2 separate regions of the Homo sapiens genome follow, and region 1 is linked to region 2. Evidence: read pairs that join two places in POLR2A ChIA-PET (ENCODE). Cell type or tissue: PC-9. All regions are shown on one strand.

Region 1 (5,000 bases), 290 kb before region 2:
AAGAATCTTTAACGCATTGCTGTCATAGCCAAGTGGTTTAGGATCTAACTAGAAAATGACATTAGCATTTGCGGAACCGATTAATCACAGAACTGTTCAGGAGAATCAAAGAATGTCTTGCCTTTCTTTCCAGGGATGATGACATTGAGGTCATTGTGGATGAAACTTCTGATCACACAGAAGAGACCTCTCCTGTGCGAGCCATCAGCAGAGCAGCCACGTAAGTAGGCAGGTTTGGGCCAGGGAAAAGACAGCTTGAGGAGCAATATGAAGGCACATCTGTGGACATGACAAAGAATGCAGTCAGATGCACCCAACCCCTTACCCCTTTTCTGGGACACCCAGCGTCGAACACACCACAGAGGTGTCCAGTCTTTCTCAGTTCACCTCTGCTTAATGGGAGGGAAGCAGAACACGGGTGGCTTCAAATGCTTCTAAATACAAAAAAATGTAGTGGCTTACTCAAATATGGACAGTGAAACCTTATTAAGCAGAATGATTGTTTAGGTTTGATCATCCTGTTTCATTCTTACTAGGGCTTCCCCCCGCCCGCACCGCCCTTCAAGAGTGGGGATTGGTTACTAACAGTCAGAAATTGTGAAGTTAGTTAGCCAGGAATTGTGAGGTTAGTTGTCTAATGCTTTATTTCCAGGGAAATTAATTTAATACTAGGGAACCTTGTTTCTTTTGAAACTTCTAGGCTGGGTTTTCCCTTTCCCTTCCCACTGTTTTCTGGCAGTTTGGTACTGTGTTGGGTTTCTCTTGGCTGGGGTTTGGGAACTAAGTGGGAAACATATTCCCAGTTACCTGTTTTTGTGGGCTGTTTATTGATTGATTATTTGGGCAAAATGTTTCTAAGGTTTAAACCTATCCTCCCCTCCTCTTTAGTAAGCGACTCTCGCAGCCTGCTGGAGGCCTTCTGGATTCTATCACTAATATCTTTGGGTAGGTTAGAAGACCTTTCCTTTTTAAATGTGTATAAGTATACCTAAGTATATGTACATGACTTATTTTTATTCTTTAAATGTACACCAGGTGTCAGTGATGCAGAGTATACATATGCCTTAATATCAGCTTTTCATTTAGCTTCTTCCTTTTTTCCTCAACTTCCTTTCCTCTTAATCTCGCTGCGTGCTGATCTCTGGCCTTTCCCTTTAGTCTGTCCGAGTCTCCCCTTTTGGGACATCATTCTTCTTCTGATGCTGCCAGGTGAAACTATTATCCTCTCTTAGTCCAGCATGTGAGTGTGGGTCCTTAACAATTATGCCAATCACCGCTTCACTGCCCTCAGTCATCAGATGTTCACGTGCTAACGAGGATGCTTTGCATGTTCCTAGGAATGCCGGGAGCCCTCAGAGCAGGGCTGCCAGGTTGAACACTTTGTACAGTACTCATGCTCTTGTTGCTTTCTTTTGGCATGCGTTAGACTCCACATTGATCACAAGTGATGAGGTTGATTCTAACTAGGCATAGAAATAAAATAGTTTTGCAAAAAAGACCAAAGAGCTACCTCTGAGCTAGCTGTTACATTAAGTTGAGAAAGTTTCCCAGCAGCTTATTGACTGGGTAAGCAGTTGTTCAGGATTGCTTTTCATTGTTGGGTTTTGGAGTCCACAGGTTAGTGTGCAGGAGAGTAAGGCATGTGCTGGCTCTCTTTCTCATTTGAGTGAGGGTGCTTTTGATTTTTTTGTGAATTGTTCTGTAGTTTGAAGAATCTAGAAGGACAGGCTATCAACAGAGGCAGTCTGCTTAAGCAAGGTCGTCTTGGAGTCCTTTCTAACAATTTGATGAGCAGTAAACCTCTGCAATCCTGTCTAATATTTGTCTTTATGTTATTTCTTAGGAGACGCTCTGTCTCTTCCTTCCCAGTCCCCCAGGACAATGTGGATACTCATCCTGGTTCTGGTAAAGAAGTGAGGGTACCAGCTACTGCCTTGTGTGTCTTCGTAAGTATGCTTCAGCCCCGAACCCTACCACGCTTGATATGGTGACAGAGCCTGGCAATTAAAGGGTCCTTTCTAGGCCTGCAGCTAAGCATTCCATTGTTTTACTTATATCAAGCCTTTCCACCTTTTGGCTCTGTCAGCTGTGAGAAATTGATATATTTTGCTTAGTTTCAGAGGACAAAATTTGTTACAACCATCCTCTGTAATGGCAGAGCTGACTGAGAAAGGATTGCTAGCATGAGGGATGGGGCAAAGGAAAAGTAATTAGGGATTGTGAAAAATGGGAGAGGGATTTATATAATTATTGTCACCAATTGGCTCCAGTTTAGAGTGAGTTGCCAGTCAGTGGTGTATTATGGAAGTTCAGTAGGACAGCTGTTGGTTTCATGAATTATATCCCTATCTGTATGACTCCCAGCCATTAGGGGTCTATGACTGGAAGCAGTCCTGGGCAGAAGCCACGGTGATGGATACCAGGGCTGTCACCCGGAGTTCAGAGCTGGGTCCTAGTACTAGCAGGTAGTTTGCATCCCAGCTGGGGTAGTTGAGCAGAAATTGAACCAGCCTGGGGAAACATTCAGTACCTGGCTCAGAACTGTCAAAGCATGAGGAGGGTAGGAAACAGAGCACAAAGAACAGAACCTGGAGAGTTGGACTGACTCCAGTACTGGCCTAATAACTGGCAGCGGGTAAGTGAAAGGAGCCAGCTTTCAAAGCAGGGAAGATTTTGCCGTAAAAATGGGATGGAATTTATATGGTGGGAGCTTTGGGTTCCAGGTATAAGGAGGGACTTAGCTAGTTACACAGTGGACTGGCTGAGTGATGAACTGCCTTGACTGTTGTAAAGAGAGTTCCGCTTTGGAGGAGGAGTTGGGATGGGGCGCATCAACGCCCCTTCCCAGTCCCACTCCACTCCTGTGATTCCATGATGCACCGGGCACCTGCAGAGGTCGATGATGATTGGTAAAAGGTCTGATTGCACTGAATGTCACGGTCCCTTTGTTGCCCTCAACTCCCAGCAGCCCATTTTTTCCCTCCCGTCACATTTAAGTCATGTGTATGGGATCATGGAGCAGCTGATAATTTGGGATTCTGTCAGTGTGTGTTTCTGAGAGTGATCGGCTCACAGCTGACGAGTATCCAACAAAACCAGTTACACAGGAGACTGACGAGTGGCAGTCATGGGTGTGATGGTGCATGATCTCAAGTTTTCAATCTGAGACCTCCTAAGGAGAAAGAAACCATAAAAAAGAAAAGGAAATTTCATGGGGGTAAAAGGTTTGGTCACCTGTCATACTTTTCAGCAGTGGGTCACAAGAGGGAGGCAAAGTGGAAAATGAAGTTACCAAAGTGATGCCTGTTGCCCAGCCTGTTAATAGTCACTCCCTCCGTGATACTTCAAGCATTTTATTTTTTTTTAGTCCCAAGCAAATGTAAATATCACATATTCTCTTCCCCAAGTGACCTTTTAGACAAGTGATTATCTACTTAACAATCTCATATTGATAGTCTATGTTTTCTAGTCTTTCTTTTCCTTCTCTATTATAGAAATTTCCAAACATACGCAGTATCTCTTCCCCCCCACACTTATGCTGGAGCAATTTGAAGCCAATTCTAGGCATTATATTTCATCCAAAAATATTTTACTGCCCATAATCTTCTTAAGAGAGTATAGTGAATTTTTCGATTATTCCCTTTTCCCATTCTAGAATGGGATGCTGAGTCTCACTCTGTTATCCAGGCGGGAGTACAGTAGCACAATCTCAGCTCAGTGCAGTCTCAACCTTGGGCTGAAGCAATCCTCCCACCTCAGCCTCTTGAGTAGCTGGAACAATAGGTATGCGCTACCACACCTGGCTAATTTTTGTTTTTTAGTTTTTAAGAGACGAGGTTTCGCCACGTTGCCCAGGCTGGTCTTGAACTCCTGAGCTCATGCGATCTGCCCACCTCGGTCTCCCGAAGTGCTGGGATCACAGATGTGTGCCACTGCACCCAGCCAGGATGCTTTTTTACTTGGTTTTCTTTCTTATCCTGAACATAAGTACCATCTTTTGCCAGTGTTTATGCCAGTATTAGAAATTTCCCTGTGAAGAATATAAATTCTCTTAAAATAACGACTGTCATTTTTATCTAAGGCTTATGCATTAACAGGCACCATTCTGGGTTGCAAAAACCTTTCTGGAGCTGAGCAAACTGAGATTTCAGAAACTTGGCAGAGGTCACACTGCCAGTACACACTAGTCCCATAATGTTTCCAGAAAGAACTACATAGAATTCCATTATAACACAGATTGATGTTTTTGCCATCTACTTATATTAGGACTCATTGCGAAAGCTGTATTATGAGAGGCCATGTGCTATACATTATTTAAATATGTAGTATTTAATATTATTAGTAAATTAGTAATTACTAGTAGATCAATAAGTAGTATTAACTCAGTCTGGACCAAAATTAATTCTAGGTTTACTTTTAAACTATTAAGATAAATATAGGCCATTATTGTTAGAACAGATGAAATTAATGCAAGGACCAACTTTAAGCAGTCTACACAGATTTTGAGTACTTTTTGAGAAGGTTGCACTGCACTCTAATGCAACTGTAACTAGAAGAATAAAATGATAATAGAATCTTAGTTGACCTGGGCTAGGAGTCCAGTTTAGTTTATGATTGGCTCCACCTGTCTTTAAGGATGAGTGTTTCCCCATGAATTAGGCATTTGGAGTGTTCGCGCATCTTGAGCTCTTGGGATGAGAATGACTGGGTTTGACACAGGGTGCTTGTCTTGCAGGATGCACATGATGGGGAAGTCAACGCTGTGCAGTTCAGTCCAGGTTCCCGGTTACTGGCCACTGGAGGCATGGACCGCAGGGTTAAGCTTTGGGAAGTATTTGGAGGTGAGAGCCTGCTGCATGTTCTCAGACTGAAAACTTGAGATGATGCACCCTTGCACTGCAGAAAGAAGCTGTGTTGCTGGCATCTGGTTGACCTTGCTTTCAGGCACTGTGAATTGTTCATTTTCTCAAAACATACATTTTATGTAAGGGATCGTTTGA
Region 2 (5,000 bases):
CCCATTTTGCTTGAAAGTCCATGCCTTACCTCCTTAATCACATAGTTAGTATCACCTAGTTAAGAAGTGTTCCTGGTTAGAAGACTACCCTTCAGAGTTTACCATTAAAGGCAATATAACAGTATTCCTATCGTTTGCTCTTTAACTTCTGTGACAGTTGCCTATACCTGTCTTTGCAGGATTACATCCATCTATTCCATATAAAAATGGTAGACTGGGATTTGTTTGGATTTGTATAGCTATAACAGCTCATCAATATGTGCAACAAGCACCTTTACTCATTGCTGACAAGTGTGTAGTGTTCGTATACAGTAGAATGCCTTTTAGAACTCAAACAGGAAAGTGAGAGAAAGCCCACATACAACAAGATTCATAAAGAAAATGGAGAAGGTCAGGAGAAAGTCAGGACAGGAATAAAAAGACCTGCCAAGAACCATTTCACTTTTTTGACTGAAGCAAACCTTCAAATCAGAACATGTGGATTCAAACACAAAGCACATAACAAACAAAGAATTTTTAAAAATTTACTTACAATGTAATTGATCCATTATTGTTGGTCAAAGACTAAAAAACTGATCAACAGTTTCCTATATAAATGGTAGGTAATCTCCATGTAATCGGTGTTGTATCTCAACTAGACTACATAAAGACTCTTAGGGTAGAAATTGTAAAAATCAGCTCTTGTACTTCTCCCCGTTTTTCCAATCTTCTCCCCAGCCCCAAATCACAGCCATTCATAAAATCCTGTATACAGCAAGTGTCTAAAAATATATATTTCTGGCTTGTAATTTTTTAATGTGAGAAGGAAACATTCAAACAATATGTTGAGACCCTAAGACAAAATTAAAGGAAGTTAGATAACATTAAACCAGCCTTATTCTTTCCTCTATTGCTGGTAACTCTTCCTTAAAGAGCTGATCCTCGTACCTCATTACTGGTCCACCCAAAGCTGTCAGTGAGGTCTGCTGTGGATGCAGCTTCCTGGTCTAAGAGCAGAAGCTGAGCAAACAAGCGCTGTAACTGTAAAGGGATGATTCGAACCTGAATGAGAAACAAACACATTTCTAAATGAATTCTTTAAGTGTTGACTAAGGCTTTTGAAAACAACTGCATACTAGCTTTTTTATATCTCCCAGTTCATTCAGGAGAAAGTTTATAAATATCCTATTATAAGGGAAAAACTAATTATGATTCAGTTCTTCTGTGAAAATTATAATGCAATCTAAAAAATAATAGTTATTTGGAGTTTTCTACCTTGATATGGTTCAGACAAACATTAAAACTCAAATAGGCCTTAATAAACCACTCAACTGATTACAGATTGACAGTAGTTTGAATCTCTTCTAATAGTCCATTATTTCTCTAAAATACCTCTGATACACACAATTTCCCCTCTGTAGAAATTTTCCAGGCACAATACTGTATCTCGCTCTGGAGTTCTCAGCACACCCTGCCTCACTTTCTCCTGGCTCCAAGTGAGTTCCTGCCTTACTTGATGTGGTGAGGGCTGGGGCAGACTGAGCAATGTTGCTCAGAGTCTGGTCTGTAGGCTAGACTTTAAGTATTTAAAGGAGAATAAGCATTTAGAAATTGTAATGGCAATTTGACATTCCCATGGCATTTTTATTATATACTAGAAAAGTGCTAATCTGCAACAGATTGGGAATAAAAAGAAATACACAAAAACAGGTCCTTTGCCACACAGGTAGCCTGAGAAGTACTGGGCTAGATCATGAAAGACTCCTAAGAAGTACAAATTTGAGCCTGAACATGGTAAGAAACTTTTGAGTTATGTTTAAGCAGGGAGGAACATGATTAGATATGCACTTTAAATATCACCACAATAACAAACAAAATAATTAACTCATTACTCAATTTATTTCCAGAGTACCAAATTGAAAGAATACTAGCCTCTATTTTTTTTTGTGTGGGGTGGAGAGGTCGGTATTGTTGCAAAAAAAGTGCTTTAAATAGACTTCTGGGGGAAGCTAATGTGGATGTTCTGCAAATATTTCCTTCACCAGAAGAAAGAATAAGCATAGTAAAGAGTGTTACATGTTTATAAAGCAGTAGCAGTATTGTACTTGGAAAACTGATTCTTTCTCGGAAGGCAAATTCCATTACCCATAGGGTATAGGCCAAGTCACTTTCTGGAAATAAAGAGCATATTTGATAATTAATAAAATTATTGCTTTGTGAACAAGCCACTTAATTCCTTCTTTAAAAAAAATTTTCTGAATACGCTAAAACACCCCAGTAAATCATAGATGTAATACCTTTGCATCGGGTTTATCCTTATCTTCAAACAAACCAAGCTCTTCTGGGCCAAGAGAAAATAAAGTTCATATGGAACCAAAAAAGAGCCCGCATCGCCAAGTCAATCCTAAGCCAAAAGAACAAAGCTGGAGGCATCACACTACCTGACTTCAAACTATACTACAAGGGTACAGTAACCAAAACAGCATGGTACTGGTACCAAAACAGAGATATAGATCAATGCAACAGAACAGAGCCCTCACAAATAATGCCACATATCTACAACTATCTGATCTTTGACAAACCTGAGAAAAACAAGCAATGGGGAAAGGATTCCCTATTTAATAAATGGTGCTGGGAAAACTGGCTAGCCATATGTAGAAAGCTGAAACTGGATCCCTTCCTTACACCTTATACAAAAATCAATTCAAGATGGATTAAAGACTTAAACGTTAGACCTAAAACCATAAAAACCCTAGAAGAAAACCTAGGCATTACCATTCAGGACATACGCATGGGTAAGGACTTCATGTCTAAAACACCAAAAGCAATGGCAACCAAAGACAAAATTGACAAATGGGATCTAATTAAACTAAAGAGCTTCTGCACAGCAAAAGAAACTACCATCAGAGTGAACAGGCAACCTACAAAATGGGAGAAAATTTTCGCAACCTACTCATCTGACAAAAGGGCTAATATCCAGAATCTACAATGAACTCAAACAAATTTACAAGAAAAAAACAAACAACCCCATCAAAAAGTGGGCGAAGGACATGAACAGACACTTCTCAAAAGAAGACATTTATGCAGCCAAAAAACACATGAAAAAATGCTCATCATCACTGGCCATCAGAGAAATGCAAATCAAAACCACAATGAGATACCACCTCACACCAGTTAGAATGGCAATCATTAAAAAGTCAGGAAACAACAGGTGCTGGAGAGGATGTGGAGAAATAGGAACACTTTTACACTGTTGGTGGGACTGTAGTTCAACCATTGTGGAAGTCAGTGTGGCGATTCCTCAGGGATCTAGAACTAGAAATACCATTTGACCCAGCCATCCCATTACTGGGTATATACCCAAAGGACTATAAATCATGCTGCTATAAAGACACATGCACACGTATGTTTATTGTGGCATTATTCACAATAGCAAAGACTTGGAACCAACCCAAATGTCCAACAATGATAGACTGGATTAAGAAACTGTGGCACATATACACCATGGAATACTATGCAGCCATAAAAAATGATGAGTTCATGTCCTTTGTAGGGACATGGATGAAATTGGAAATCATCATTCTCAGTAAACTATCGCAAGAACAAAAAACCAAACACCACATATTCTCACTCGTAGGTGGGAATTGAACAATGAGAACACATGGACACAGGAAGGGGAACATCACACTCTGGGGACTGTTGTGGGTTGGGGGGAGGGGGGAGGGATAGCATTGGGAGGTATACCTAATGCTAGATGATGAGTTAGTGGGTGCAGCGCACCAGCATGGCACATGTATACATATGTAACTAACCTGCACATTGTGCACATGTACCCTAAAACTTAAAGTATAATAATAATAATAATAAAAATACCTTTGCATCGGGTTTATCCTTATCTTCAAACAAACCAAGCTCTTCTGGGCCAAGAGAAAATAGAGCTTCTAAAGAAAAAGGTAGAATCAGAGATGCAAATGACATCATTTCATTTTAAAAAATTGTTTTAGAAAGCCAAGACCACCTTTAAGTAAAATCAAGTAGATTCAGAAATATGATTGTGGCAATATTTATACCTTACTCTATACACTTTACTTTCTTGTAACATTTTTAACCAGTGACTCTAAGAAAATAGTGTCATGCTAAGGCTTCAGCATTTCCTAATTCTAGGAAAGGAAAATAATCTTTATGCATAAAACTAAAAACAGTAACATCAGAAATCTTTCATGGCTTCCCACTGTCTATGGCATCAGGTCCCAAAAGCCCAAGAATCTCAGGAAATACAGTAGTGTTGCAGTTTTCCTGCCACATGTAAGGCTAACAAACATCCTTTCGTGGGAAGGATCCTCTTTTACTCTGAGATGCCCTTTTTTTTGGTGTGAAAATGTCTTTTCCGTGTTGAAGGTAATAACAGATGGCAGTGGTCTTATCTGGAAAAAGAAGTTGGCAACCCCATGCGAGTCTCCAGAATTTCTTTATCACCCAACATCTAGGTGATGTGCCACCCAATGGGGCATACCTGAATCTTTTGAGAAGTCTGTATCCGAGCCTAGGTAGGAACTCTTACTGGGAAACTCTGATATACTCTAGGGATACAAGGAATGGGATAAATGTGTCTCCCTATTGAAAAACTATTGCTACCCTAGTGCTTACTGTTAATGAATGTTATATTCTTTCTAAGTGCTGGGACTCGGCAAAAATGAACTACAAATCTACAAGTTAAAGCATAAAACCATACAAAAACTTTTATAATAATCTCCCAGTACTCTCAGCTACATTGTAATGGAGTACAATGGAACCCAATGTAGCCCTATTATTTAAAATACTATTCCAAAATTTCCCCCGCCAGTTCTCTGACAGTCCTTATTCTTTCCAAATTATACCTCCCTGTCAGTCACCATCAGGATTCAGGCTAAGCTATACAAGCAGTGCACATTGTGCACTAAGATGTCAAATCATATGCTTGGCCAGCAATCCCCTCTGCTGGAGAGGAAGTTGGCCTGGGACTCTCAGTACTACTCTTGCCT

What was found. Peaks named below come from ENCODE experiments on the same cell type or tissue, not always from the same donor. Only the 100,000 strongest peaks of a DNase experiment are listed, where the experiment ranks them.
Region 1: POLR2A ChIA-PET joins it to region 2 with 6 read pairs; 2 of 35 experiments call an interaction of 5 or more read pairs at or near these places.

Annotation. Positions count from the first base shown.
Region 1 is chr2:233,272,833-233,277,832 of GRCh38, forward strand. It overlaps ATG16L1 (autophagy related 16 like 1), which reads left to right. Exons shown (of 18, transcript NM_030803.7): 7 at 134-220; 8 at 889-945; 9 at 1,844-1,946; 10 at 4,736-4,841. It also overlaps SCARNA5. Among named protein-coding and RNA genes, the nearest start is that of ATG16L1, 24 kb to the left of the region's middle. In PC-9, no CTCF peak of the experiment used is centred here; no DNase peak of the experiment used is centred here.
Region 2 is chr2:233,558,884-233,563,883 of GRCh38, forward strand. It overlaps USP40 (ubiquitin specific peptidase 40), which reads right to left. Exons shown (of 32, transcript NM_001365479.2): 3 at 3,853-3,920; 4 at 928-1,041. Among named protein-coding and RNA genes, the nearest start is that of USP40, 5.4 kb to the right of the region's middle. In PC-9, no CTCF peak of the experiment used is centred here; no DNase peak of the experiment used is centred here; H3K27ac peaks cover 1,678 bases.